Regions from separate parts of the Homo sapiens genome. Here region 2 is linked to region 1. Evidence: chromatin loops called from intact Hi-C (ENCODE). Cell type or tissue: sigmoid colon. All regions are shown on one strand. Each heading gives the region's core, and the rest is flanking DNA. Links, peaks and the distances in the headings are about the cores only.

Evidence for each region. Hi-C counts contacts between places; a loop is a spot of excess contacts. Peaks named below come from ENCODE experiments on the same cell type or tissue, not always from the same donor. Only the 100,000 strongest peaks of a DNase experiment are listed, where the experiment ranks them.
Region 2: it touches region 1 in a loop (2.3-fold over the local background); 10 of 110 quality-filtered maps call a loop at or near these places.

Annotation. Positions count from the first base shown.
Region 1 is chr12:27,186,542-27,202,094 of GRCh38, forward strand. It overlaps the pseudogene LOC124902904. Among named protein-coding and RNA genes, the nearest start is that of STK38L, 50 kb to the right of the region's middle. In sigmoid colon, for the core only: no CTCF peak of the experiment used is centred there; DNase peaks (open chromatin) are centred at 7,510 and 11,690; H3K27ac peaks cover 618 bases.
Region 2 is chr12:27,290,247-27,306,019 of GRCh38, forward strand. STK38L (serine/threonine kinase 38 like) reads left to right here. Exons shown (of 14, transcript NM_015000.4): 2 at 7,464-7,608; 3 at 11,891-11,942. The coding sequence starts at 7,475. LOC124902905 (a long non-coding RNA gene) reads right to left here and starts at 3,283. Exons shown (of 3, transcript XR_007063254.1): 1 at 1,158-3,283. In sigmoid colon, for the core only: no CTCF peak of the experiment used is centred there; a DNase peak (open chromatin) is centred at 3,389.

The DNA.
Region 1 (15,553 bases), core at 3,904-11,903:
TCACCAAGTGGATGCATGGTCTCCTCAGTCCTGCACCATGAAGAAAGCCTGGTCAGACCAGCAGAGGTTCCTTTGACTCAACAATCCTTTAAATAGTTATCCTGACCTTTCCAGAAGCCCAGCCTTCTGTGGGATGTGTTAGAAATTGCAGCTATCCTCAGCTGAACAGCTTGTGGCTACTTCTTAGCCTTTTCTCAGACCATTCTATCCTTGAATATGTCCAGGGGCTTTCACCACCGCACTAGTTCTAGCTCTCCCTGACATCCTCATCCAGTAGCTGCCATGCCTGCCACCCCACTCCATTCATATTATTAATAGTTTCTTATCGCAGCTATAATAAATTGTCACAAACTTGGCAACTTAAAGACACAAAAATTTATTCTTTTGTAATTCCAAAAGCCAGAAGTCTAAAATTGGTTTCACTGGGTGAAGTCAAGGTGTTGGCAGGGTGCTTCCTTATGGAGACTCTAGGGGAATATGTTTCCTTGCCTTTTCCAGCTTCTAGAGCTGTTTTCCTTGCACTTTTTGGCTCATGATCCTTTCTTCTGTCTTCAAAAGTGGCAATGTAGCATCACCTTCAAATCTCTATCTCTCTCTACCTCCACCTTCACATTACCTTCCCTCTTAGAAGAACCCTTGTGATTACATCAGGCCCACTTGGCTAATCCAGGACAATCTCCCCATTTCAAGATCGCCAACTTAACCACATTTGCAAAATCCCTTTTGCCATAAATGTAACAGCGACAGGTTACAGAGTTTAGGACATGGACATCTGAATGTCCATGGTGAGGCTGGGAGCCACTATTTAGTTTAACAAGTCATTTGGTGCTGGCCAGCTGCTGTTGCCTTAAGGCACCTAAATTAATCATGCCAGTGTTCCTGCGGAGGGCTCTGAAGTATGTTAACACATATGTGAGGTGTGACTTTTATCCTAGAGAAATAGTACATGACAGCTGGAAGCAGAACATTGTAGCAGTCTCTAGAGTCAGACTATCTGGATTTCAATTCTAGTCCCTGTCTCTTAACCACTTAAAAGCTATGTGGCTGGACATGGTGGCTCAAGCCTATAATCCCAGCACTTTGGGAGGCTGAGGTGGTGGATCACCTGAGATCAGGAGTTTGAGACCAGCCTGACAAAATAGCAAAACCCTGTCTCTACTAAAAATACAAAAATGAGCCGGGAGTTGTGGCATGCCTGTAGTCCCCGCTACTCGGGAGGCTGAGTCAGGAGAATCGCTTGCACCTGGGAGGCAGAGGTTGCAGTGAGCTGAGTTCGTGCCACTATACTCCAGCCTGGGTGATAGAGCAAGACTCCATCTCAAAAATAAAAATAAAAATAAATAAATAAATAAACAAATAAATAAATAAATGCAAGCTCTGTGACCCAGGGAAAGTTACTTGTTCTCGCTAAATCTGTTCCTCATCTATAAGCTGACATCTGCCTCCCAGCATATTGTTAAGATAAAATGAGGCAGTGCTTATAAAGCGATTAGTACAGTATGCAATATATAGAAAAATATTCAATGATTAGCTCTTATTACTATGAATAGTCTGTTTTCCTTAAAAGATAAAAGCAGGAGGTTCAGAAATATTAAGTGATTGATCTTTGCCTCATCCCCCCACCCTCAGCCTCAGAAGCTATAAATAGAGCAAAATCCCAAGTGAGACACTGGAGCTATTTGGACCCAGCTGAGAAACCCCTTTCCCCCACCTCCCCAAATGCAGCTGATGTCACCTCACCCTACTGCAGTTCACACCACTCCAGAAGGGCCTCTGAGCCATGCTCCTTCCTTTCTCCTTCAGTCTTCCTGAAGGGAGCCAATGCCTTGACATCCATAGTAGTTGCCATTGACCCATAGGTCCTTGCCAATGTCCTGCAGTGCTCCCCACACAGGCCCTCAAACCCATCTTGGCGAATGCTTGCTGCAGCATTATTTTGATGAATGGTCAACTGCTGTAAATCTCATTGCTGCTGCCTACTGGGTTTGGATGTCTAATTTATGTTTCAGAATTAACATGTCCAAGACCAAACTTTTGAATACCTCCAACCCAACGGCTCCTTCCTGGATGATTCTCATCTGAAAGAATGGCGTCACCATACTTGCCAGCTGTCACTCAGGACAAATAGTGGCACCACCCAGCCTAAGGCACCATCATCTCACATCTGGAGTATTGCTACCTAACAACTCTTTCTACTTTCTTTCTCTTACAATCCCTCCACAACATGAATTAGATAATGTCACTTCACCATTTAATCCTCTCCCATGGCTTACCATTATTCTTAATCAAAATCCAAAGTCCTTATCATAGCCTACAAGTCCCTGCAAGATGTGGCCCCTGCCTACTTCTCTGATCTCATTTCCCAATATTTTTTGCTCACAGCTCTTTTTTTTTTTTTTTTGAGACAGAGTCTGGCTCTGTCACCCAGGCTGGAGTGCAGTGGCATGATCTCAGCTGACTGCAACATCCACCTCCAGGGTTCAAGCAGTCTCCTGCCTCAGCCTACCAAGTAGTTGGGACTACAGGCATGCATCACCAGGCCCAGCTAATTTTTGCATTTTTTCTTGTAGAGACGGGGTTTCGCCATGTTGGCCAGGCTGGTCTTGAACTCCTGACCTCAAGCAGTCCACCCGTTTCAGCCTCCTGAAGTGCTGGGATTATACGCGTGAGCCACCGTGCCCAACCCGGCCTTCTTATCCCAGGAATACCCTGAGCATGCTCCTGCTTCAGGACCTTGGCCCATGCTGTTTCCTTTGCCTAGAATACTCTTCCCCCTAGATAGCCACATGTTTTGTGTCCTTACTCCATTCAGGTCTTCTTCAAGTGTCATCTCCTCATAGAGGCGTTTCCTTACCAACCTATGTACAAAAAGCATTCCCATCACTTTATTTTCTTTAGAGTGCTTATTATTACATGACATTGTATTATACGCTGTGCTGTTTATTATCTTCACTCCCACTAGATGGAAGCTCCATTTTCACCATTGCATTTTCAGCCCTTAAAATGGCACTTGATTCATAGTTGGTATTTGATACATATTTTTTAATTGAAAAATTGCTTTCTATGTGTAGGCAGTGTTCTACATCTTTTATAAGTATTAATTATCTTAATCTCTCTAATAGCTTTATGAGATAAATACAATTATTATTATTATTTTGAGACAGAGGCTCACTCTGTCACCCAGGCTTGAGTGCAGTGGCACGATCTTGGCTCACTGCAACCTCCGCCTCCTGGATTCAAGGCATTCTCCTGCCTCAGCCTCCTGAGTAGCTGGAACTACAGGCGCCCACCACCATGCCTGGCTAATTTTTGTATTTTTAGTAGAGATGGGGTTTCATCATGTTGGCCAGGCTGGTCTCAAACTCCTAACCTCATATGATCCACCCACCTCAGCCTCCCAAGGTGCTGGGATTACAGGCGTGAGCCACCGCACCCAGCTAGTAAGTACAATTATTATCTTTCTTTTAGAGATGAGGAATAGCTTCCCTTCTGAACAGGTTGATCTGCAAGCTCCCATTGGTACATGATCACCTTTCTCTATATGTATGTAGAGCATTGTGGAATAGGTCCTTTTGTGACTATATCTCTCTAGTCCCAGTCTAAGCATGCTTTTCCTGGGAAAGATAACTTGCGGGATTGCATGAGCTCTGCTACTTCTGTGTTTGTAAGGTTCCCTCTGGTAAACTGTATTTTGCATTTGTATCATGTGTCATGAATGGAGTATATGTTCATATCTCCTTTGCACAGTGGTTAGATATTTCTGTGTTGGATTACTTTTGTCATTCAAAAAGAAAGCATGACCCTAAACCAATAAAGCATGCCTTGAGGGTAAATATTGTATTTATAGAAATTCTTAAAATGGATTACAATCCAAGGATACCCTGTCTCTCCTGCTCTGTGCCTAGCCTGTAACTGGCATTCTACTACCTAGAAGAGTAAGCTGGTTAACACATCCCTTGGCTTGACTCAAAAACCACCTGTGTCTGTGAGTGGACTTTCTGGAAGCTCTAACTTCTTGCTTCCCATGTGGGCTCCAGTGAGCACTAACTTCACTGGAAGAAGGTGTTTGGAGGAAAAGTCCAAATCCCTTCCTAAGAGATCAATACATCTGAATGAGATACTGATATTTTTCCCCTTACCATATATGCCCAGAGCCTCTTTTTTCCGGAAATTATTTCTGCTAGTTCTAAGTCATTTGGTTTCTTTGATTTCTTTCCCCCTACCCTCCTAGGATTACATTTGAAATCCTTTATTTTTATTTGCTGTAAAAATGTGGGTCAAAGAATTCCACATTCCAGTTTGTTCCCATCATCCCTTACAGCTATTTGCTTTGTGGGTGTAGGCCAGTTTTTGCTATTTTTTTTTATCTCAAACAGCAAGTCCTTTTAGAGGCAATGTTGTCATCCATTGGTTTTTCTGCAAACAGTCTGCGTTCTTTGGTATTTCTTAGAATCATTTAAAATTTCCTGTTGGATAAGATTTTGTTCTACTGAAATTCCATTTGCAATGTTTTTCCTGTTAGTTTAAAAATACACATATACACACAGAGAATCTTTCTTTTCCACCATCCACCCTTCTTTCCATTGTTTATTAGCTTTGGCTACAGAGGCGTTCTAGAGTTTAATACCATCCAGCTCTGTCTCACTGACAGGGATGCTCATGCTACAAGGAGAAAAGTCCTAGGAGAGGAGCAAGTGCAGTGGAGCTGAACTTTAACATGTGAGGTGTGGAAGTCAGGAGGTCAGAACAAAACTGGCTGCTGCTCTGCTGTGTGGTGGGCAGGGCTGTTTGTCTCTGGGAGGTTCTCCTGAGGTGATTGTTGCCACTGCAGCATCGTAGGAGAGTAGAAGTCAGCAATGGGCAGGTTGGGGCAGTAACTGAGAAGCAGAGCCATTAACAGCCCAAATCCAGTCCTGGTGCAAATGATAATGAGATCTTTACTTTTCTTCCTTTTCTTTCTCTCATTCCTCTCTCTACTCCTCACCTTTCCTCTCCTTGGACCCTCATACTGTCTTATTAGCTCTCTTCTTTAATGTAGAAGAAAATGCTGGCATGAAAATGCACTATTCAAAGACTAAACTGTGTAATTGCAACAGAAAATCTGGTGCTATTCAGGACAACAGGGGCAGCATAGCAGAGCTGTCCTGTTAAGCTTTGCTCTACAGGGCAGGTCATGACTGTGGTGTACTTTCCTTCTCCTTAATTCCAGTCCTGACCCTTGCAAAGAAGTAAGAGGTAGATGAGTTGAGAAATATTGCTGGGATGTAAGTCTGCTGAGTCTCAGAGTCCATCTCTGCTTTTGCAAGCCTCTTCCATAGACAGGCCCCAGTTCTTTCCTTTAGTCACACTGCGTGCGCATCATGTGCCAAGTATTGTGCTGGGGATATAGTGGTAGTCAATATAAAAACAATGCCCGCCCTCATATACCAGCAAGGTACAAAAGCTGTTGAGGTAATTGCAAGTGTAAGTAGTGTTGCCCAAAAGCATATTAAGGATACAATGGAAGCGTGCAGTGAGAGAGCTGATCTGGTCTCCTTTATGTGTAGGCTTGGCCCTGCCTACACTATCATCAGCCCTTGTCCAGCTGCTGACCCTTAGAATCTGACTTGCCAGCAAAGACCTAGGAAGCCCTGGGCATCCATGTCGACTGGACAGATAACAGCCTTCCCCAGGCACCTACCATGTTAACGCACTATGTTTGCACTTTGATCATTTCCATAGCCCTGCACTCTAGTTCTTTTGCCCTTTCAAATGTTCTTAGTTCTTGCCAGGTCCCTCCCCTATAAAACCAAGTCCTTTCTCTGATACCTTCAGCCACTGGCTGGGCTCTGCTGGGATTGACCCACTCTCCATCCACCTGACTTTGATTCTAGCCTGTCACTGGAACTCCCACTGACGTGTCCCACACTTTAGATTGAACCAACCTGTCATCTAAACCAAACCACGCTGGGCCTGGACCACAGAGTTTCCAGAGCTCCTTCGGTTCACCCTCAGTCCTTACTCTTCTGGTTCCTGGTTTTTCCCTCTCCTCTTTCATTTTGCTGTGACCCAACAGCAAAGTTTGTGGCTAAGTCTGAGAGTGACACTCTGGGCTTGTTGGCAACTGAATAGCTATTGATTTGTTCTTTCTCCTTTGCACACATTGTTAAGTATTGAATAATTAGTCAACAAAAATATCCTGAGAGCCCACCATGCACTATTCTGAGCACTGAGGAAATGCCAGTGAACAAAACAAAGATCCCTGAACTTCCACACATGCCCATCCATTCTGTGTGTGCTCTCTGTGAATGTAGAGCTTGAAAATCAGAGGGACTCTGACATGAGATCAGTCAGGCCCTCTACTCAATGTACAAGACACACTGTGCTTCCAAATCTCCAAGTTTCTCAAGACCAAGGGACCCAGGTGTTGCCTTATTTCCATGCCTCTCACTTCCACTACTGAAAATAAATCCAGCCAGGCACAGTGGCTCACATCTGTAATCCTAGCACTTTGGGAGGTTGAGGTGGGAGGACTGTTTGAGACCAGCCTGTCTCTACAAACATAAAAAAAAATAATAAAAAATTAGCTAGGTGTGGTGGGTGCGTGCCTATGGTCCTAGTTACCCAAGAGGCTGAGGCTGGAGGATCACTTCAGCCTGGGAGGTCCAGGCTGCAGTGAGTTGTCATTGCACCACTGCACTTTAGCCTGGGTGACAGAGTGAGACCCTGTCTAAAAAAAGGAAAAAAAAGAAAAGGAAATGAAATGAATCCCCATGTGGACTGTTTCCAAACCACCCTGCTATAAGCATGACGTCAACTCACAAATTGCTGCACCAAGTTTATAAACTACAACTGATAAATGAGTTTCTGGCTTGTAAATCAAATAATTGCCCTTTGAGACTTGCAGAATGGACAACACAGATTGCTCATTGCTGACACAAAGATTCTAAGCTAAGTTTTCTAATTTCAGAGACTTTAACCAGGCTATTAAGGGAACACAAACTTGACTTTCTCTCTAATTAAAGCCTATTATAATATAATAACATAGCTCACTGCTGGATAAATACTCCTTTATTTTTCACTCCAACAGTACCTAATTTGGTGGCACGGACACACACACGTTCTATATAGGGCTTATAACCTGAACATATGTGTAGCTGTCTTTGCATTTTTTAGCTGTTTTGTTCTATGTTTTGCCTCTCTTCTTAGTTTCAGAGTTCACTTATTGACTATGATAATTACTGAGCAAACAAATATGACCTATTAAGGGCAATTACTGTTAAGCATAATTTTTAAATCATGCCCTAGGACCAAACACTTTTCTTGAGCCTTGAGACAAATGTCCCACATGCTGGCTGAGTAGCAAAAAAGCAGAGGTTGGGATGATCTCCTGGGTGCTGCCAGCAAGCACAGGAATGTGCCAGTGATGTCAGGCAGAGCAGGGCAGGCATCAGATAGCTGGAGTGGGGAACTGGCCATGTGGTGTGATGTGAGAGATTTCCAAAAAAGGTCCTGGACTGAAAAAGTCCTTCCTCTCTGCTACAGACAGGGGCTGTGATTGTTGGAATGAGTGTGAGGTAAGCCTCACCACTCCGACTTCTAGCCTGTGTCTGCCAACATCTCATTCAACAGGATGTAAATCTGGGGAGGAAGCCTCTGTCCTCAGGCTCCTGGCTCCTGGCTCCTGGTATGGAGCTAAGAGGTTTCATGGTCTGTCCTGGCTCCCAGGCTGATGTCTGTGACCTCCACAGATGGAATCTGCCTTCTTTTATTCCATTCTTGTTTTCCCAAACATTTAGCAATGCCTTTTAAGAGCACATGTTGGACACTGAGAACACATGGCAAAATTATATGTATGTCCCTTCTCTCAAGGATCTGATGAGGATTTAAAAAAAATAAACATTTTTAAAAAGAAGCAAATGAGGAGGATCTTTGTGGTGACCGAATACTTCTGTGTCCTGATTACAGTAGTGGTTTCATGAATCTACACTTGATAACATATCAGAGAACTATATACATTGTTTTAATGTCAGTTTCCTGGTTTTGATATTGTACTATAGTTATATAAAATATAACCATTGGGGGAAACTGCGTGAGGGTACAGGGGACCTCTCTGTACTATCTCTGTAACTCTCTGTGACTCTAGAATTATTTCAAAATAAAGAAGTAGTTGCTCTCATTTCCATGTTTTGCCCAAGAACGTAGGTTAAGGGAAATTTAATGACTTGGTTAAAATGACAGAACAGAGTGTGAGCGTTAAGCAAGTGCATATTTAGGTCAAGTCAGGGGGGAAACCTGGACTGTTTCTGTAGATCTGGGAATCATCAGCCTTGACATGATAATTAATGGTGTAGAAGTGGGTAAGGCCACTGGTGAAGAAGGTTGGAGAGCTGAAAACAGCATCATCAAAGAGGTGAATAAAGAGACTGAGATGGGAGGAGCCAGAGAGAAAGGAGAAAAATCAAAAGAATCACTCCAATGGGAGTCCAGGGGAGAAATGAATGTCCAGAGTCAAATGCTGCTGAAAGGGCAAGAGGGATAAGGACTGGTGTCCTCTGACTTCTGCCACAGGGAGATCACCTGTGACTGATTGGAAATGAATGAGAGGAGACTGGAGGCCACATGTCTAAGATACTATTTCAATAAACTCTGGTGTAAAGAGCAGGAGAGAGACAGCACAATAGATGGAATGGGATGTGGATTTGACCGAGAGTTGTTTGTTTTAAGATGGGAGAGAGGAGGAGAGGGACAGCACAATAGATGGAATGGGATGTGGATTTGACCGAGAGTTGTTTGTTTTAAGATGGGAGAGAGGAGGTGAGAGAGACAGTCGTTGAAGACTCACGAGGGAGACGAGGCAATCAACTGAGGAGAGTGGCCAAGCAGCTGGAAGGGACAGGACCAAGAATAGGCAGAGAAGTTTGGCCTTAGATAAGAGAGAAATGCATCCTCTAATGAAGAGGTGAGGAGGGAGAAGTGATGGGTATGGATGTGGGCGGCATGTTAGAATTGTTGGCAGGAACTTGGCAAGTTCCATTCTGAGATCTTCAATATTCCTTTGTGAACTAGGAGACAAGGTCATCTGCTGAGAGTGAGGAGACAAGAGCATCAGAGATTTGCAATGATGAGAGGAATTTTGAGCTGGTTGTAGGGAGGGGGGATGAGGGTAACTAGGGTAACACGTCAAGGAGACTGGAACAGGATGGCTGCAACATGTGCTGTTGGTGCCCCGTTGAATCCCCTTGGCACTCATGGTTCAGGTACAAACATGCTGACAGCTTTTTATTGCAGGCACCTACAGCTTTGCCTGGGGGGTGTTCTCTAGCTGGGAGCTTGTGTGACTTGTGCATAAGGCAGCCTGGAATAAAAGGGAGTTAATGCCACCGAGAGCCATTCTCAACCAATGACAGAGAGAAATATGGGGGCCAACTCACAGGTGGGCTCTTGGAGGTCTCCAGTGGAACTGAGCCCACTGTAGTAATCTGCTCATCAACACACCCTGTGTTGGTTTCCTCCACTCTGTCCCGTTTCCCTCTCCGTCTCTGTCTCTCTTCTCTCTCTCCTGTTCATTCTTTTACTTGGGTTTATCTCCAAATAAACCACTTACATTCAGATCCTTGTCTCAGGCTCTGCCTTTGAGGGAACTGCACCCAAGAAAAGGGCCTAGTCGGAAAGGGCCCGGATAAGTATCATTATACTTGTCTACCAAGATGTGATCATCTAGCAGTGCTTGGCAGCCTAGGTATGAAAAACAAAAACAAAGGATAGGAGCTTTTGTTGCAGATGCAGTGAGAATAATGAGGCGAAGGTACTTAAAATATTGGCAGGAGAAAGTGTGAAATGATGGATCATTAAGTCTAAGATGAATGGGGGCGTGGATTAGAGGACCTGAAGTAAAAAGGGAACAAATGTATTATGACAGTTAGGCATGCCAGTTGAGAGGATAAGAGACTGTGATTAGAGAGAGGGATACCTGATTTAGTAATGTTAGAGATGAGGCAGTTTGTGTGTACTGTGGCCTTGAGAGCATGTGACTGTAGAGTATCAATCTACTGCATTTTATTGAAAATGAGGCATTCAAAATTTCCTGAGACTAGAAATGGGATGATATGTCCACACAGATATTTAAGTAACCTTGGATGATAGTGGTTTGAAAGACTATATGTCAGTTGCCAGAGTCTTTAATTAAGGGTAGAGGCCAGGCTCAGCAGCTCATGCCTGTAATCCCAGCACTTTGGATTCAAGGCAGGAGGACCGCTTGAGGCCAAGAGTTTGAGACCAGCCTGGACAGCATACTGAGACCTTGTCTCTACAAAAAAATAAACAAATAAAATTAAGCTAGGTGTGACAGCGTGTGCCTGTGGTCCTAGCTACTTAGGGGGCTGAGCTGGGGGGATCACTTGAGCCCAGGAGGTCGAGGCTGCAGGGAGCTGAGATCACACCAGTCGGTGACAGAGTGAGACCCTGTCTCAAATAACAATAACAATAATAATAATAGTAGAATGATCAGAAACTCTGCTGATGAGGAAGGATAACAATTGACATCATTGAATAAATGGGCCTCAAGGTATCAATAATTGAAGCCATCTCTCTGTGTTTATATATTCAGCTTTTGAAACCCGCAATTACTTTTGCACCAACCTAATAGATTTGCGTCACTCTTTTTAAGGGCTGCATAGTGTTCCATGGATGCTTAGACCACAATTTACTTAGCCAACCCCTACTGAGGAACACTGAAGTTGTTTCCTGTTTTTCAAAAGTATAAATAAAGTGTGAGTACCTGTTTTCAAATTTGTATTATCTCTTTGGAGTAAAGTCTGACAAGTAGAATTGTTGCAGTGAAGAGTCTGCACATCTTATGTTTGATACTTCTTGTCAGATAGCCCTTTCGAGAAGTTGTGCTATTTTATATACCCGCGGAAAAAACACAAAGTGTGTGTTTCTCCTAACCATGTCAATGCATGTGTTTGATCAATTTTTAGAGATCTTTGCCAGTCTGATAGATGAAAATCATTTCATTATTGTTTAATTTGCCTTCTGAATATTTGTGAATTGAACATTTTTCCATGTTTGTTGACCATTTGCATTTTTAATTTATCTGTGACTTATACCCATTATTTTCTATTAGATTGTTAATTTTTCTTGATTTATGTAAGCTCTTTTATTATTGTGTGGATATTAACCCTTTGCCTTTGGACAGTATTGTTAATATTTTCCTGAGTTTGTCATTTGTCTTTCAACTTTGTGTATGATTTTTTTGCCACACAGAAGTTTTCAATTGTACTCAACATTATTTATCATTATTTTTCCCCTGTATTATTTTACTTTTGTGTTTTAAAGTGTTCACATGTAAATTTTTAGCCTGTCTAATTTATTTGGTGCAATGAGGTAAGGATTTAATATTTTCTTGCTAATTACTAGCCAATCTTCCCAATATTTTTTAAAGATCCTGCCATTTCTTCAGGGATTTGAATGCCACTTTTCGTCACATACTCAAGTGCCTAGGTCTCCCCCATCCTCCCACCCTCTGCAATCCTGGGCCTCTACCTAGTGTCAGAGTGTGAGCCCCAGCCCAGCCCCTAGCTCAACAGCAGCCAGGGGAATTGAGCAGTGTCTCAGATGGAGTCCGGGAAGCAGGGGGAGAGGGTGGGATGGCTGTAGCATTGCAGCAGCACTTGGGGAACAAGACTGACTCACACAGTGACTGGAACATTCATGGGCGGCTCCTTCGAAGCACAAAAATAAATGGGTATTTAACAGCAAAGTGGCAGACTGCCTAGGCATTTACTCCCTGGACTGCAGCACTGGGATGAGGGCTCCTCCATTCTGGCCATTGCTTTAGGTGCTGCTATGATTGCCACTTGCAGCAGACCTATCCCCTGATCACAGCTCCAGGATCTGCCTGGGTGAACATTGATCTCTAGCTGGAATCAGAGGGGACACCCAGATTCTGGTGCCCCCGCCAGACCCTGCTCTAGATTATTTCCCTCCCTTTGTTACCGCTTTCAGGAGCCATTGCCTTTCTTTTGGGCTGTCAACCTGTATACACCGATTCTTCCCTCTTTTCACTCAGTGGCGCTGTGGCTTCTCGTCTAAGAGTGGCTAGTCTACAAGTTTGAATACACCCTTCTAAATCCTCACATTACTTTTTCTAGGGACAGCTTCCTTAAATCCTTATACAATCATATACTTCAAAAGAGAGTTATATTTAGTGTTTCAAAGGTTAAAATAAATAAAACAATAAAGTTTAATCTGTATTAAGGCATTCTGCTACATAAATTCTTGAGCAAAAAATATGTTTATAATTGGGGAGACTTAACCATCACTATTGCTCCTCGTATCATTCCAAGAACCTCAGTGACATTGGTGCTGCTTCTGCTGGTGCTCAGCCAGTGGAGTTTACTGCTGGTCTCTCCATCCCCAGAGCCTCTGTTGCTCCAGTACCCAGAGGTGGGTTACCCATCCCTAAAGTCCTTTGAATTCAGCCATTATTGCTATTCCTGCTACTGTCTTCAATCACCAAGCCCAACCTACCACCCAAGTCTCATGTTTATTGATGTTGTAAGTCCTTGCGTTTGGAGAAGGGGCAGAAGGTGCAACCTACCCTACCCTCTTCTTTGTAGGCCTAGGGCTGCCACAGATGTTTGTGCAGTTTGAGCCCTGCGCAAAGGTGCCTGTCTGAGGGGCAGACGGAGGCTGAAATTCAGTGCTCAACACAGGAGTCCTGCCATCTTGCTAGGGTAGTGAGTGGGTACTGGGTCTGCCTCAAGGAGGGCATGACTTTCTAATTTGCACAAAGGTCCTGTATGGGCTGGCAGCAAGCAGTCCTGGGGCAAGACTTGGAGAAACCATAAGGCAGCCCAGAGTTTTAGCCTTTTGCATTAGGAAAATAGACCAGCCCTCTCACAGTATTTACTGGGAAGATCCATTTTAGGTGTTAAACATTTTAGGTACTTGTGAGTTTCTCTCAGTCCTTGCTGATGGGAAGCCATTGGCCACTCATTGACTGTACATCAAACAAATGTGAACATTTACCTCTTCTTCCCTTTGGCTGAGAGGCATCTGTCAGAAAGAGGCTCTTCATTAGCCCTCTTTCTTGTCTTTCCAGAAGCTTAAGAATTTGTTTGTAAATAGGATAGCCCACACCCTGAAAAAGAAGACAGAGAACATCTATGGAATTGTCAACTCAATACCCTTCCAGCCCCCTTCTCTTAGGAACTGTCACTCCTCCTCCATTTCTCCCTCCCCTTTACACCCACATCTATGTTAGAGGCTGTCATTTTCTTATATGACCACAGCTCCTGTTGGGTTTGACTCAACTGGGGCTCAAAGTTTTTCTCTGGGATTTTTCTAATTAAAATAAAGAGGGACTGTCCCTCTCAAAGAGTAAAGCTATAAGGTGAAAAAAGGGGGAAAAAGGAAGTTGTGTATGGTTAGGTTTGCTTTCTGGTAGAGAAAGTTGATCTACAATGAACAAGAATGGGAGTAGCACGTAGAAAGAGGCAGAGATTCCAAACAGAGAAGAAGGGAGTCCTGGCAGCCGTCCAGTTCTTGGTTCCCATAGTTCCTTGAGGCCTAGCTGCATTACAATTTTCCCCATCATTTGGTTACTCACCTCCTTCTTGGATTTTCTAAACCAGCAACCCCCACACCCTACCCCATTTTGTTAGGCTAATTCAAGCTATGTTTCTATCACTTTGCAACCAAGAGCTCTGCTTTCTACAAAGGCAAATAAAGTACCCTAGGGATGCTTTGCTTTCCTAGTTAGACTCCACTGGGCCTGACTATAAAGATTATTTCACATAGGTAAAACCCAGAGGTCTGTTGGGTCATCTGTCACTTGGATTGCTAAATAGGGTTTACTACCTGCTGAAGTTTTACAATAAGGGGAATAGTTAAGAAAATGGGTCCAGCAGGATTTTCGGTTCACAATAATGTTAATTTCCTGAGAAAACCACTTGACCTCAGACAAGGCATTTTCTTTTTCTAGAAACAAGGCGTTTTCTTTTTCTTGAGAATTGTTTTATTTTGTTTTGTTTTTAAATAACAAAGTGCTATTGTATAGTAGACATTCTTGAGATGACTTCCTTTCTATACACATATATGAGCAAATTAAATAGGGACATAAGCAGAATAAATGGTATTGAAAATGTACATTCACGAAGCTCAATTTGAAGAATCTCTGCTGAGGTTTTGCCCATGTTTTCACAATGTCATTATAAACCTATTTTTCATGCTTGCATTAATGACATTTATTAAGTGACCATTCATCGATATCTACTTTGCAAAAACTCTATGGAAGCAACAGAATTGAACAAAAGAGTTCCTTACCATGGGGTGTTTATAACCCTATCTTGAGACACACTTGTAAAAAAATTAATATAAGGCCAATTGATATGAATGCTGTGACAGACACAATGAAGGATTCTGGAAGCATTAAGGAAGGAGAGACTAATCCCAGCTGGGGTGGAACATAACTGGCTCTCCATGTGGCAGATTCACATTAACCAAGCTCTGAGAAATTATCTACAAATCTGCAATTCAACGTTACTGTTTTTCAAGGACAACTTTCTGACAAGGGTCTAGACACTTCTTTGGTTGTATATGAGCTTACTACAGTACCTTTAAACTGATACCTGACACTTCCCCAAATGAGATTATATTTTATGATGAATATTTCTCAAAATACTTCATAATTATCATGCTTACAGATTTCATAAGGCAAGAGAAAAGGCAGTGAGTGGTTTAATGGATACAGTCCAAAGGACAAATTTATTTCTAAAAATGAACAAGGGTTGGCAAGCCTTTTCTGCAAAGGGCCAGATAGTGAATATTTTCGGCTTTGCAGGCTATAAGATCTGTCCCAACTACTCCACAATGCTGTCTTAGATTAAAAGCAGCCACAGGCAATACATAAATGATATGCATAGCTGTGTTCCAATAAAACTTTATAAAAACAGGTAGAGAGCTGCATTTGGTTTGAGGACCATAGTTTGCTGACCTCTGACTTAAAATAAAGGAAAGAGACTAGGAACATTTGATAAAAAAGATCCCGCTAGTATCGTATTGTGCATTGCGCAGAGAGATAAAGGTGAAAAAGACGCAGTCTAAAGTCCGGTGTAGTACGGGAAATCAGTAAGAAAATAATCAGAATATGAGGCAAAAAGGAGTGAGTGCCTTAAGTGAGGAACAGATACTTCTGACTTAGAAAAGCCAGAAGGGGCCAGGCGCAGTGGCTCATGCCAGTAATCATAGCCTTTGGAAGTCCAAGGTGGGTGGATCACATGAAGCCAGGAGTTCAAGACCAGCAAAACATGGAGAAACCCCGTCTCTACTAAAAATACAAAAATTAGTTTGGCATGGTGGCGTGCACCTGTAGTCCCAGCCATTCGGGTGGCTGAGGCACGAGAATCACTTGAACCCAGTAGGCGGAGGTTGCATTGAGCCAAGATTGCACCACTGCAATCCAGCCTGGGTGACAGAGGAGACTGTCTCAGAGAAAAAAAAAAAAAAAAAAGCCAGAAGGCATAGGGTCTGCTCACCTGGAGAAAGGAAGAGGCATTTTAGAAAGGAG
Region 2 (15,773 bases), core at 3,075-11,074, 100 kb after region 1:
GACACACAGAAAGTTTAAAGTTTAATTTGCCTAAAGTGACACAGCTAGTGAATGGCTGCACCAAAATTCAGACCCAGGCAATCTGGCCTTTCATCCTGTGCTCTGCCACCATCAAAGCGTCATATCAACCTTATAAGGTTGGCATTTATGATCTCCATTTTAGAAATGTGGATCCTGACTCAGGTTAAATAACTCAGACAGGATCAGCCTTAAACTAACTTTCTTAAACTAGCCTTAAACTAGCTTTTCTTATACTTTCTGTCCTTACTGATCATTTACCCAGTCATCCACATCTGAAACTTAGAGATAATTAGAGACTTTAGTCTTTCCAGCTGACTAACTGAGGCTTCTTCACTTCTGCTACTATCTTAATTAGTCCCTCACTATTCTGTAATCTCAAATGTGCTGTAAAGGAAGCAGGTGGGTAATAAAATGTGGGTAATAAAAAGTGAATGAGTCTGGGCACGTGGGAATGGAGAGTTGGTGGACGGGTGGGATGTTGTATTGTAAGGGGCCGGCTGCAGCTCTGCTCCAGCTGTCATTGTGGAGCTGACAGAGCTCATTGTGGACAGATCAGACTTTTCAGGAGAAACCAGAAACCTGGATTTTCATGTGAAACCTTCTACTTTCTAAATTGTAGCACAAGCCTAACAAAATGATTCTGCAGGCTACCAGGTTGTAATCTCTGACTATTCATTATTAAGCCTCCTGAGCAGATTTACTTCCTCTAGTCTGATCTGTACTTCCAGCCTTTTGGCCATCCTCCCTGTACCAGCATAATCTATCCGAAGTGCAAATCAGATAGGATTTGAGGGCTGGTTAGGAGAATTAAATGCTTCTAAGAATGTAATATTCTTAGAAGAATTCTGGGTACTTGGGTAAAAACTCAATAAATATTCTTTAATGGCTGTTAGGTTTTCACTAAATTAAAAGCCTTGAGTGATTCCCATTTATGTTCAGGATAATTTTTAACATGACAAAAAAGTTCCTTATTTCTACCTTCATCTTCTGCCATTTAATCAAATATACTCAGTCTATCGGTATGCTTAAGTGTGTCAGTGTATTTCATGCCTTACAGCTCTTCCTCCTCTGAGTCCATCTGACTGGTGAACTCTTACTATAGCCCCATCCCCTCCAAGATTCAGTTCAGGCATCACCTTCTGTATTAAACCTTTGATTATCCTTCCTCTTGAAGCACTGATTTCTCCCTACTTTGTGTCTCCATAAGATCATGAACTCCCTAAGGGCCGGAACTGTGTTTTATCAGTCTTATTCTCAGCACTTCATACAGTCAACATGGTATATATCTGCAATAAATGTTGGTTGAAAATAAAACAATTAGTGAAAGTTAATGCTGGGATTTGAAACTTCACCTATGAATTTCTTGCATTTTAGACTGTGCCTCAGAGAGGAAAGAAGCTGTAGCTGCCCTTTCGTTAGGGACCCAGTTTATACAGTGTACAATCTGAGGACTTATTGTAGCCTAGGGCATTATGATTGCAACTAGTGAATTGAATTTAGGCGAATTTTTATACTACAAGGCAATATAGTAGCATTAAGGACACTCCTTCCTCTGAAATGCAGTATGTGAAAACTAAGGTGAAATCACCAGTTAAATAATTTGTTTTACAGCCAGGTAAAGCAGTTCTATTTTCTTCCTTTAGAAATTTGATGGTAAATGGTTGGAGATACCACATCTATTTATAAATGGCCTGAGTGCCAGATTTGTTATCTCCTTTCCCCAGGCTTGATAAAAAAGAATGTTGGACTTAACTATTGGTAGTGTCTCCATTAATGAATAGAGCAGTCTGGAGAAAACACACGTGAACAGGAAATTCAAGGGCACCTTGTGTTGTTTTTATCAGTCCAGGAATTCTAGACTTGCAAATTGTATCCTGTTCTTTTTCTGGCCAAAGAAAGGGCTTTAATAAAACAAAAAGAACAGTGTTAAATCCATTAAAGGAATACATTTGCAATACAATAAGTGCCAGTCATCTAGACCATTCTTTGTAATAATTTGATCACTTCTTAGTTTTGTATAATTTAAATTTTTAAAAGTCTGTCTGTGTCTGGTAAGAAGGAAACAAATTTTTCTTGTTTTTAAAGCTAATCTTGTTTTTAAAGCTAATCTTGTTTTTAAAGCTAATCTTTAAAGCTAAACTATACAAGATATTGTATAATCATGAGTAAGGGTGGGATTTTTGTTTTTTCTGCAAATGTGTTTCTTAAGTAAGATTTATTTCTGAAGGCTAATAGAATACCAAATGATTCTGTATTTCTTAACCCAAATGAAATTATTATATATGAAACACACATATAATTTAAAATCTATTACATTAGAGTTGAGTTACCATCACTTACAGACTGCCTACTGTGTGCTCATCACTTTGCCAGGTACTGCGATGCTTTCATTACAAAGATAAATAGATGGAGATTTTGCCCTTATTTGGTTTTTAAACAAGACATACATGTATGTGTAACTACAATGGAAAGAACATCATAATCATTACTAAATTATATAGAGTCTAAAAGTAATATTTCATTACTTGACATCCACTTCCGATTTTGGAGTAAAACTCATTACAACTTCCTATGATGGAAGAAACCTCATCTTCTATTTACCTTCTTTTTTGAAGACCTCAGGTTCATAAATATTTATCTAAAATGACCTCATATGTATTTCTATACTGTTGGGTTTTTTGTTTGTTTTTTTAGCCTAGATCTCACTCTGTTACCCAGGCTGGAGTCCAGTGGCTATGCATAGGCGCCACCATAGTGCACCACAGCCTTGAACTCCCAGGCTCAGATGACCCTCCTGTCTCAGCCTCCCAAGTAGCTGGGGCTACAGACATGTGCCACCATGCCTGGCTCTATTTTTATACGGTTAATGCAGACAATTTCTGTTGTTTGGAATTGTTTTGAATTCCCTAACACTTCTTTATGTTTCACAAAAATTTCCTCAAAAGTTTTGTTCCTTAATGTTCCTCAAAAGTTTTGTCCACCTCTAGCCCCCCAATTTGGCTTCATTCTGGGAAGGCCTAGTCTGTAGCAGACCATCTCCTACAGCCACTTTCCAGTGGACATAGGTGCTCTAGGCAAGATAGCCATCAGCCTTGTGTGTTTTAGATTCCACCTTATCCCAATCCCATTCAACATTTAAATTGAATAACAGTTCTCTTTGTTTTGATGCCATGCTCGCCAAGCAATCTTCTGAACCTAATTTCTTGTTACTCAGTGTCTTACTGTGTAAATCAGTAAACTGCATTCTGTCTTGTATATTTGTCTTTTGTGAACTTTGTTAGGATAAAGTGACTTCCAGAATTTGATTGCCCTGAGACACTGGCAGCTGAGGGCCAGACCTTGCCGCTTGGCAGACCGAGCAGGGCAGCCTGCTCGACAAGGCCCCTTGGCAGACAGTCAGCTCCCTCCAAGGCCAAACCCCAAGTTCAACATACATCTTTCTCTCCCATTTCTGCAAGCATAACTGTGAACAGCATAATTCTGTGAGTCATGTGTTATTTCTTTGTGCTTTTTTCAAGAGGCATTATAAAAGGTTTTTTATGTTTTTCACCATTCACTTTTTGAAAGGAATATATAAGGCCTTGGACAACTAGAGTTGGGTCTTTACCTTTTGTTAAGGCAAACTTGTAAAGTGGCAAACCACTTTATAAATTTTTATTGGCTACAGATCTTCTGGACATTTTCTCTGTTCATTAGTATCTGCTTGCTAGAACAAATACAAGGCAAGTCAGAAATCATTCTACAATCGTAGGGTGTTGCTCTTTAATGGTACTTTTAAGGTTTTCCCACCCCAAATATTTGTTGAAAAAGTAACAGGCAGTTGTTTACCAAAAAGCATTTGAAGAGAACTATCTATGAACTGCAATTTTATATGCCTAGGGAAGGTTCACTGGAATACTACTGCAAATTGTACACCTGTCCTCCTTTTGAGGATTCAGGATGCATGTTAGCATATTAAAGATGCTGGGAAGGCTAGGCAAGGTGGCTTGTACCTGTAATCCCAGCACTTTGGGAGGCCAAGGCAGGCAGATCACTTGAGGTCAGGAGTTCGAGACCAGCCTGGCCAACTTGGTGAAACCCCATCTCTACTAAATATACAAACATTAGCGTGCACCTGTAATCTCAGCTACTCGGGAGGCTGAGGTGGGAGAATTGCTTGAACCCAGGAGGTGGAGGTTGCAGTGAGCCGAGATCACGCCACTGCATTCCAGCCTGGGCAACAGAGTGAAATTCTGTCAAAAAAAAAAAAAAAAAAGATGCTGGGAAGTCTTATAGTAAGAAACTTATTTAACTTTGTGTAGTCTGGGTTTCTTAAATTTACTTAAATTCCTCAATTTCCAGTCCATCCTTCCTCTCCCATCCCAAGCCCCAGTTAACAAATGTGATTTGATTTCAGAGATGTTTTCTATACACGATCCCTGTTTCACTTTTCCTTCTTTGACCTTTTTTTTTTTTTCCAGTTAGAGACAGGGTCTTGCTCCATCACCCAGGCTGCAGTGCAGTGGTTCAATCGCAGCTCATTGTAACCTTGAACAAGGGTTCAAGCAGTCTTCCTGCCTCATCCTCCAGAGTAGCTGTGACTACAGGTGTGCACTACCACACCTAGCTAAGTAAAAAAAAAAAAAAAATTGTAGAGATGAGGAGATCCCAGGCTGATCTCAAACTCTTGGCCTCAAATGATCTTGGCCTCACAAAGTGCCAGGATTAGAGTCATGAGCCACTGTGCCTGGCATTCTTTGACCTTTCTGCATCTGATCCTGAAACATAGAACATGAGCCCAATGATTCTGAAATTTCCAAAAATGATTTGGCAGCATTGTTTTAGCAATTCAGTAAGAGCAGCTTAATCCATAAAAATCACTTGGCCATGATAATTCTTGAGTTTATTTTTCATTATTTATTGTTTTAAAAAATAATGCTCATTATTATTAAAGCATTTAGCACAATACAAAGATTAAACTAGGTGCCTAGAATAGTATCTTACATTTGTATAAGCCATTGTGGCTTTCCTGTGTATTATCTCAGATGGCCTTAGAACTAGGCCTGTGAACCAGGCAGAGCAAATATTTTAAGCCCTGTTTTGGGAAAAGTGACTTGAGTTAAGGGTGTTCTGGTGATTTGAATAAGACCATATGATCAGTTAGCAACAAGGCTGGGATTAGATCTTTTAATTTCTGACTTCTACCTTCTGTAATTTCTTTTTCCACAGTTGCTTATTAGCCAATCTTTACAGAGCACTTTACTATTGGCTAATTCTTTCAACTACTGTTACTGCGCCCCCTCCCTCCCCCCAATCAATAGGTTGTCTCATTCATTCATTCATGACTACTCTGAGTCAGATGCAGTGCTGTTGTGAGTTTTGAAAAATGAATCAGAAAGAGTTCTTACATGGAGATGTTCCTGGTTTGGTGGAGTAACTGTTAGGGCCGAATTTTTCTTAGGAGTGATAAGCCACCAGTACCTGACTACAAATGTTAGAGAACATGCACCAAAAAAATGAGAAATGCTTTGCCTCTTCTGCAGAGCATGTTAGAGAAGTCACCACAGCAGTAAGACTTCAGCTAAACTGGGCCATAAAGGATCAGCAGATTCCTGCAGAGACATATCCTGCAGTGGATATAACTGCTTCAGGGATAGGTCATGGAAGAGCTTGGAGGCATGAAAGAGCTAGGTATGTTGGGAAAAGAATGAGTGGTGAGGAAGAGCATCAGATAAGGATAGAAAATATAAAAAGCAACAGATAAGGATAGCAAGTTGGAATCCTGACTCCACATCACACTAGCTATGTGACTTGCCCCAAACTTCAGTTCCCTACTTTGCAGGGCTGTCGTGAGGATGAAATGCAATCATGCATGGCAAGTGCCTCTATCTTAAATCCTCAGGAGAAAAAAAGGGGGAAATCAGTGAATAAAATATCATAAAGTTCCTGATATATAACCATACTCAGTGTATGTGAGTTGTTCTTATTGATCATATGTAGCTAATTTGACTTGCAGTAGGCAATGAGGAACCATGACTGATTCTAAACAAGTGACACGATCAGCTTCTCATTTAAAGTAGTCAGCAGAGGAACAAATTTATGCCAAAATAATAGATGCAGTTTTAGACATAGTGATTCTGAGGCTCAAGCAGTACATTGAGGTATAAACCCCTAATAGGACAACAGTAGAACTGGGAGTTTGCCATAGATAATTGTTTGCTTTCAACCTACACTTGACTTGCTTGACATCTTTTGGTTCATTCCATCAACCCTGGAATCTAGTCCACTTCAGGTCCACATCCAGGGCTCTGTATCTTCTTTACTTAAAGCAAGATGGATGTTGTGGCATAGGTGGCAGGTTTGGGGAACACTTTTCAACTAAGAATGCTTTGGATGGTCACTCTTGGCAAGCTGGATCTTCTTTGGACTGGTCTGTTACGATCTTCATCTAGATAAGCAAAGCCTCTTTAATGTATGAACTCTTCTAGTCTTTTTATCCAGATGTGGCTGTAGTAGGCAAGTCTCTTAGGGTCAGTGGCCACCTGCCGCAGCCATCGGAGTTCAGTCTTCCCCCCGTCAAGTGGCCATTTTGCCACACTCCTTATCTAATAGTCCAGATTATTTTCTTTGAAACGGTACTTTGTTTGCGTGGCCCAGTGATCTCTAAAAGTTGGCACTGGAATGCCTTTAAGCAGACATACATTGTCCACTTAAGGCCACAAAGCTTCCCTGTTGTTACCTGGCTTCATTCATACATTTCTGTTTCCTTCTTGGTTCCTATAGGCATCTGAATTTCATTTGAAAATGAAATGGGCTGCACAGTCTGGAGAAGTGTACTATACCTTGTTATAGCACGTTTTGGAATGACCCAGAATTCAGAATGAAATGGGCAGCTATGAGCCCCATCCAAAGGTGCCTGTTTCTAAAAGTAGTTTCCCCCTACAATATACGTGAACGTTGCTTTAGGCTGGTGTTTATATGCATATTTGATACAACACTTCATGTTTCATAGAATTCATAAGGCAGAAGCTACTTCTTACTATTAAACTAAACTGCATTAACTCTTAGGAGACTGACATTTATCAGGGACATAGCTATTAGCACTATCTTATAGATTTTATTTAGTAATGAAACAACAAAATAGCTGGAACTTTTCTTGTTTTGAATGCTTGTTGAATGTGACCTTTGTATATAAATGTGTCTATATTATATATGGATGCCACTGGTTCTTCTTTGCTGTCATTAACTCCTGGTTTTGCCACCACAATATGAATTTCTCTTGCTTTGGAAATAGTGCTTTTCTTTCTTCCCTAGCTTTGTATTATTTATAATGTGAAATACTTGGATGTGTTAACTGTTAGGGTCGAATTTTTCTTAGTTGAAATTGAACATTTTCAGAGTTTATTATAAAAGATAGGGGTTTTTTTTCCCACTGAATAATTTGTTTTTCTATGTTGTTTCAGTTTCCGTTACTATGGCAATGACGGCAGGGACTACAACAACCTTTCCTATGAGCAACCATACCCGGGAAAGAGTGACTGTAGCCAAGCTCACATTGGAGAATTTTTATAGCAACCTAATTTTACAGCATGAAGAGAGAGAAACCAGGTATAGTAAGGGCTAATCAAAACTTTTTTTAGTTAAATAAGCTGTTGTGCTGTGAGTGGAATAGAAACTTGTTTACCATGAATGATATGAATATTATGGATCCCTGCATGCTGTTTTTGAGTTTCCTGTACTGACAGTGCACATAGACATGTGTTTTATTTTCACAGAGTAGTTTCCTGAGGTGCCCCAAGTCTTGTGCATCTATATACCCGTATGACATGCCAATTAACGTTTTAAACAAACCTTTTCCAAACATGAAATTATGATATGTCTTTACATTTTCTTTTAAAGGGATGCCTGGCTTGGTGTGGTGTGGCTCATGCCTATAATCCCAGCACTTTGGGAAGCCGAGGTGGGCAGATCACCTGAGGTCAGGAGTTCAAGACCAGCCTGGCCAACATGGTGAAACCCCATCTCTACTGAAAATACAAAAAATTAGCCGGGTGTGGTGGCGGGTGCCTGTAATCCCAGCTACTCAGGAGGCTGAGGCAGGAGAATTGCTTGAAGGCAGCAGTGAGCCAAGGCTGCAGTGAGCCAAGATCACACCACTGCACTCCAGCCTGGGCAACAGAGTGAGACTTTGTCTCAAAAAAAAAGATGCTTTATGAATGACTGACTTTAATCCAAAAGCATTTACAGTGCATATCAGGGGGAATAGAAGAATAAAAAAAAGAATGACATGTTATTTTGACTTTAGAAAACTTATACTAAAGGAGATAACACACATAAATATATAAATGAAAGAGTGAAGAATATTAAGTACAAGGAAGGGAGAATGTGCTTTTGTCTAGGCAACTGGGAAAGCTTTGTAAATAGTGGTGGCATTTAAACAGGGCTCTAAAGGAGAAGAACTATTTATACATGCATAAAAGGAAGGAGACAGAGGCAAAAGAGCAGGAGGGAAGGATATTAGAGACAGAAGAAATCACCAGGTCAGGCAGTGTCCAATTTCGCTCAAGCACAGGATGTGCTAGATTCCAACATCCTGGGAGCCTTGGATTCTTTGTTAATGTAGCTCTTTTCATGGTAGTGGAGAGCCTTGGATGTTTTTGAGCAGAAGAATCAAATGAAAACAAGTGTTTCTCTAGAAAGGAACTTTAGTTGTGATACAGAGAATGGTTTGGGGTCAGGGTGGGGAATTAGAAACAGGAAAGTCTAGTGATGTAGTCCAGGTAAATGGAAAGGAGGCTTGAATTAGAATTGTGACAACAACAACAGAGAACTGACAAGTAAGAAAGATTGACAAAATGTGGCTACTAGCAAAATATGAAATGTGAGGGAAATAAGTCAATGTTGCCTCTGAAATTTCATGCCTGGGCAAACTGAGAGTGGTACAGTTTAAATGAAATAGAGAGGAAAAGTCTCATTTAATTTTGGACGGATTTAACTGCAGATTAGATACAGGTATGGTGAGAATTAGTGAACTGGAAAATAATTATTCAGAAATCAACTTAAAATAGGAATATGTGAAAGAGAGTTGAGAAACATGGAGAATCATGAGAAGACTTGACATATCTCTAAAAGTTCTGAAAGGGAGGAAAGGAATGAAAATAGAGCAGAGGCAAACAAACAAAAAAAGAGTTAGCATCAGCAGAAATTCCAAAAAGTTCCATTTAGGCAGAAGGAAAGTGACCACAAATAGAAGATTTAAATGGTAAGTAGGTGGATAAATCTCAACAAAAATTATATAAAGCAACAGAAATAATAGCGATAATATCTTACACATTAAAAAATAGAACGATAATATTTTCCAACAGCAGAATATAATTCAGGAAAGAAGTAATTAGAATTAAGGTGTTCTTAATGATCTTAGTAGAAAGGGCATAGAGATTAGCTTCAGAGTTTGACAAATTATGTTGTAAGTTCTAGAGTAACCATAAAATGATAAAAATAGAGTTTGTAATTTCCAGACTAGTAGAAGGAAAAAATTGGAATGAGAAAAAAAAAGTCAGTTCAAAAAGAATGCAAGAGAGAAAGAAAAACTGAAATACCAAAAATGGTAAAAATGAAATACCAAAATAGCACAAAATAAGTTAGAAATAAAAATCTAAATATATCAATAATTAAATGAATTACAAGGGTAATTAAAGTCTCTGGAAGTGATCAGACCATCCTGGGAGAGTGAATAAAGTAGAAGAGAACCAAGGAAGAAAAAGCAGGCACTTAAAAAAATTCATCAGAATTTCGAAGGTTCATTGTCTTTACTTGCTGCAGTGTTAAAGTAATTCAGTTTGCTTTCTTTTTCCAAATAAAGGAAAGTAACAATAAAATTATCTGTGTTATTGAAAAAAAAAGTAGTCTCAGCTTGGTGCCACTGTATGTCAAGTCGAACAATCTGCTCATATTTTCTAAAAGCTTATACTTTTAAGAAAATGTGATGTATTTTTAAGGCTTAACTAATTGGATAAATGCATAAGCCCAATAAATTTCTAATCAGAGCAAAGCATAAGAGCATTTTAGGTGGAAAACTATTTTTAAAAAAGGTACAACAGAAATCATGGATCTTCCTGTTTAGATATGGTAGAAATGGATAAAAGTTACTGTATCTCTTCCAGAATGAGGAATGATTTCATGAAGTGTTAGTCTTGGCAATAACTGAGGAAAGGGACAGTGGAAATTTGACAGAAGAATAAAGTTGTTTATATGTTATAGCTCCTCCCAGAATAATGGTCCTCTTACTCTCTGGATTCTTTCTGCAGAGGAGAAAACTGGAAATCATTCAACAAGCAGCACTGAAGTGCCTAGGGGTAGGTGATGGCAGCACAGAATCTGATGTTAGGAGATTATTCTTGTCTAAGGGTTGGGGCCTAGGGGAAATAATGCATAAACAAAAGACAAAAATCAGTGTAATAAGCACCAAGGTAGGTGCCTATGACAAGCACTGAGGAAACATGTGTTGGAGAATATGCTCTTAGGCCTCATCCTCTCCAGTGGGGTGCTGATGTATCAACAGGCTTTAAATGTTACAAATCTTCTATAAGAAGGAAAACTAAGTGATCTTAATGATGGTTTAGTAAAAAAGCTTACCTTTGGACATGTAGCCATGAATAAGAAATATCAAAAAGTTGTGGGAGGGTTTCAATCCTTAACCCTTATACCCATTCAGTTAAATCCTGAAAAGTTACTGTTATTCTGACACACTCCAGAACTAATTAGGAGGAGTTCTGCTAGGTTTATATTTAGGGAAAACCAATACAATAGAAATAAAATACTAATACTCACTTGGAAATGAGTTGCAAAATGTGTTCCACAACCATCTCTCTAGTTTTAGTTACTTCATCCACACTGCCCTTACCCCAGATGCTCAGCTTAACTAACTTCAAGGGTGCTGTTTAAAAAAAATGAATAACTGAACCTGGCTGTACCTAGAAAAGCAAATGTTCTGGTAGCTAGTGGGTTTTTAAAAAATATTTATTTATTTAGAGACAGAGTCTCACTCTGTCGCCCATGCTGGAGTGCAGTGGCACGATCTTGGCTCACTGCAACCTCCGCCTCCCAGGTTCAAGCAATTCTCCTGCCTCAGCCTCCCAAGTAACTGGGACTACAGGCGCCAGCCACCATGCTCGGCTAATTTTTTTTGTATTTTTAGTAGACACGGGGTTTCACAGTGTTAGCCAAGATGGTCTCGATCTCCTGACCTCGTGATCCGCCCACCTCGGCCTCCCAAAGTGCTAGGATTACAGGCGTGAGCCACCGCACCCGGCCGCTGGTGGGTTTTTAAAAACACACATATATGACTTTCCAATTTTCAAATAATTTTAATACAATAAAATAAATGCAATTGCATTGAACATTTTTCCTTCATAAGTTAAGGAAAACTGAGCTTAGAGTTTCAGTGAGGGACTTAGCCAAGCTCATTTAGCTAATAAGTGTTAGAACCAGGGATATTTACCTTAAAATTTTATACTTTTAGTCAGTATAGTTATCTTTTTATATTTCTAATATAAGCATTGGGAAATATTAATGATATTGGTAGATTGAACATTAAGTAGCAGAGTTTTCCATATTAGAACATCAGTCATTGCCAACATTTCATTTAGGCAGGAGCGTGAAGTAAGCCTTAGAAGTAAATTATTCATTTGGCCAGTATGAGAAAGCAAAATCTGGGTTTGTTTTTTGAGAAAGAAAACTATTCTTAGTGATTATGTTGATCCAACTTGAAAGTTTTTTTTTTTTTAGCCTAGCAAGCTGAAGTGGTTAACCTGAATAAATAAATGTATATTTCTTAAGTGGAAATAGTTAGGAATGTATTTAAAATTTAATTTTTTTTTCCTTTGAAAAGGCAGAAGAAATTAGAAGTGGCCATGGAAGAAGAAGGATTAGCAGATGAAGAGGTAATGTAATTACCTATAATTACTGTACAAAAGCACCCCCAGTGACTTTTCATTCATTTGACATCAGGTATTTTATAACTTAAATAATGTGGATTTTATCATTTGAATATGGGCTTCTTTGTTGCTGTCATGGATATCTTTTATTGATATCTTTAGAAGGAGGCAGTTTTGTTTTTTTCTTAAATTCCAAGAACACGTATTTAAGAGAACATTGCCAAGTGTATTTTAGGTGTGTGGAATGAGAAAGGCAAGCTCCGGGAGGAATTAATCAATCGTTAGCTTTTCTAAAATTTTTTCTAAATATTCTTTTAAAGCTATCTATTTCTCTAGTTCAGTGCTATTACCCTGGTTTAAACTACCATATATTTTAACCTGAAAAATAACTGTCCCCAACTGGTCTCCCCATTTCCCACCCCCAGTTTTTCTGCATACTGCAGCTAGAGTAATTGGTCTAAAAATAGATTTGATCATCTTACTCTTTTGCTTAATAACCCTTCACTGGCTCCCTTATCTCGGGATATGGGCAAGCTCTTTAACATTGGTATACCTGGGCCGGGCGCGGTAGCTCACACCTGTAATCCCAGCACTTTGGGAGGCTGAGGCGGGTGGATCACGAGGTCAGGAGATCGAGACCACGGTGAAACCCCGTCACTGCTAAAAATACAAAAAAAAAAATTAGCCAGGAGCGGTGGCAGGCGCCTGTAGTCCCAGCTACTCAGGAGGCTGAGGCAGGAGAATGGTGTGAACCCGGGAGGCAGAGCTTGCAGTGAGCCGAGATCGCGCCACTGCACTCCAGCCTGGGCGACAGAGCAAGACTCCGTCTTAAAAAAAAAAAAAAAAAAAAAATTGGTATACCTTCACTACTTGGCCTCTGCTTATCTCTCTCTAGCCTCATCTCTTGTCACCCGCCCCCGACGCTGACAAGTATGAATTTCTTTGATGTCCCCTGTCTTGCCTGTGGACCTTTTCACATGCTCTTTCTGCTGCTTGGAACTCTTCCTCACTCCTACCCAACTCCCATTATTCTTCAAGAATCTTTAGTAGCTGGGCATGGTGGTACGTGCCTGTAGTCCTAGCTACTTGGTAGGATTGAAGTGGGAGGATCACCTGAGCCTGAGAGTTTGAGGTTGCCATGAGCTATGATCATGTCACTTCACTCCAGCCTGGGCAAAGCAGCAGCTTTAGGCCTCACTTCAGGCATCACTTCCACTGGGAAATCTTCCTTAACCTCTCAAGGTACCTTCTGTATTCTACTGTTCCTGTCCCCATGGGAGCCTTAAAATACAGTCTTCCCAAAGACTAGACACTGTAACATCTTGTTGAGCATTACATCTCCACAGCTGTCTGGCAGAGAGCTAGAATAAATATTTGGTGAATAAACAAATAATGGCTTTTGCCCTCAAGGAGTTTTAGATTAGGAGAGGGAGAGTGAGTGAGTGTGTGTGTGTAAAAATATGTACGCATGATAGAATGTGGTGAACGTTGAAAATATAGAGAAGATTTTTCCTCTAATTCAGAGGATCAGAAAATGTTTCATAGAAGAAGTAATAATTGATTTGAATTGTAAAGAATGGGTAGAATTTACATTAGAGGTAAGGGATGTATACAAAATAATGAATACATGTACAGAATAATGAGTTTACATTTGAGCTATAAAGGGTGCAATAAAAGGAAATAGTGAGGTAAGTTGATAGCACACCATGGAAAGCTAGGTTTAGAATAGTTTACTAAAAAAGGTATACTTTAGTACTAGGCAATAGGGAGTCACAACCCAGATTAATTAGTTTAACATGCTGAGTGCAGTGGCACACACCTGTAATCCCAGCACTTTGGGAGGCCAAGATGGGAGGATCACTTGAGCCCAGGAGTTCAAGATCAGCCTGGGAAATATAGTAAGACCTGGTCTCTACAAAAAATTTTAAAAATTAAGCATGGTGTCCTGTGTGTGTAGTCCCAGCTACTCAGGAGGCTCAGGTGGGAGGATCACTTGAGCTCAGAAGGCAGAGGCTGCAGTGAGCTGAGATCATGCCATTGCACTCCAGCCTGGGTGACAGGGTGAGAGTCTGTCTCAAAAAAAAAAAAAAAAAAAAAAGAGTTTCTATATTTAAAGAGTAGACCATCATCAAATGATTAATTGAAATCAAATCAGTATCTAATCTTCCCTGTACCTTTCCTAGGACTGTAGCTGTTCCTTATAGTTGCAATGTTTAAATCAAATACAATATTTTATGACTTATACTAAAGGTGGTAACTTTGTTAATCAGTTGACTCAATCTAGAAAACTCAGATGTTTTTACATTTAAAATTATCTATCATTATTTACATGTCATTAATATTTTAAAAGCTCATTTATGTCCTTTAAATTTTAGTGAGAAAGGTAGTGATTTAAATCTGTATTCCAATCTATAGAGAAAAAATAAGACTGAGCATATCTTTCCTCATTTTAAAGTTAGAATTATAAATTTCTTATAATTAATAACCATATAATTGCATTTATATATTATACATCATTATATTGATATAGAAATCTTAAACATAAGATCTTAATTTGAAGTGTAGGGGAAGAGACTGCAAAAACAGATGCCCAAACACTAAGCAGGCAACGGAAGTGAGATAAGCTGGCCAGGTTGGTTTCATAGTGGCATCTAGGGTTATATTCTTTTGATCCAGATATACTTTGTTTACATATTCAACTTATATGATTTTTTTTTTGCTTCCACAAAGAAATAGATTAATATTTTTCCTTTTTAAAAAATATTATTTTCTTAAATATTGATCCTTACAGTTTATCTGTTGGCAAAGACATGCCACTTTTCACATTGCTGTAATAAGAGTCCCAGCCCATGTGGACATGCCTCCTAGGGACTCGCATCAGTGGTGGGGACTGACAAATTAGGGAACCAAGGCTCATCTAAAGAGGATTGCTACCATTGGCCCCTGTGGCCAAGGCCCTGTTTTTCCAGAGAAGCTAGTAATCTGGACTTTTTTTGCAGAATAACCAATCACCTGCTTTTGAAAAACAACTTGCAGTCCAAATCAAATATATCTGTAGGTTGAATATAGTTTGTAGCTTCCTGTTTGCAACTTCTGGTCTGCATCAGCAAGTACTGACTACATTTACAGCTATTTTCTCTAATTTTTCTGAATAACTTGTAGAAAATAGGAGATGATTTTTCCATAAAAAATAGTCAGTGGCCCATAATACCAGTTTATAAAACTTCTAATGTTTTTCTCTAAAAAATGTTTTTAATTCCACAGGTGCTTATTATTAGGCTCCATGCTAGAGCCTGGATTATATCAAATTCTGTAAAATAGACAAGCTCTCTCAACCTTAATATAAAGTATGTTACAGCATCTTTATATGGGGTGGGTTTGATAAAAAATAAAATTGTCTCATAAAAATAAAATAGATAAAGTTGCTAGCTGAACCCTTTTCATCTGAAAAATTTTGTATGCACTGTCTGTCTTATACAAATACTGGCCACCCTACAGATGGAGAGTTTGAGGAACACCTATATAAAAAGGAATGGAGAAAGGAAGAAAAGCACTTTCTAGTTTCATCTCACTTAAGAAAATCCCATCCAACATGGAATGTTATTTACTCTAATGAAAAACTAAATAGGCAAGTTCAAGCTATAAAAGAGAGTCGTGAAATGTTAAGCTGTCCACAGATTTTTATTGTCTTCTTTGAAGAGGAAAGGATGCAATTACCACAAGGATACTGTTTGTCTTTCAAGGCTACTTAATCTATACAGGTTGTGAGTAGATATATCAACAGGCTTTTTCACCAATTTTTTTTTTAACATGAATTTGATTCAGCTACCTCTGGAC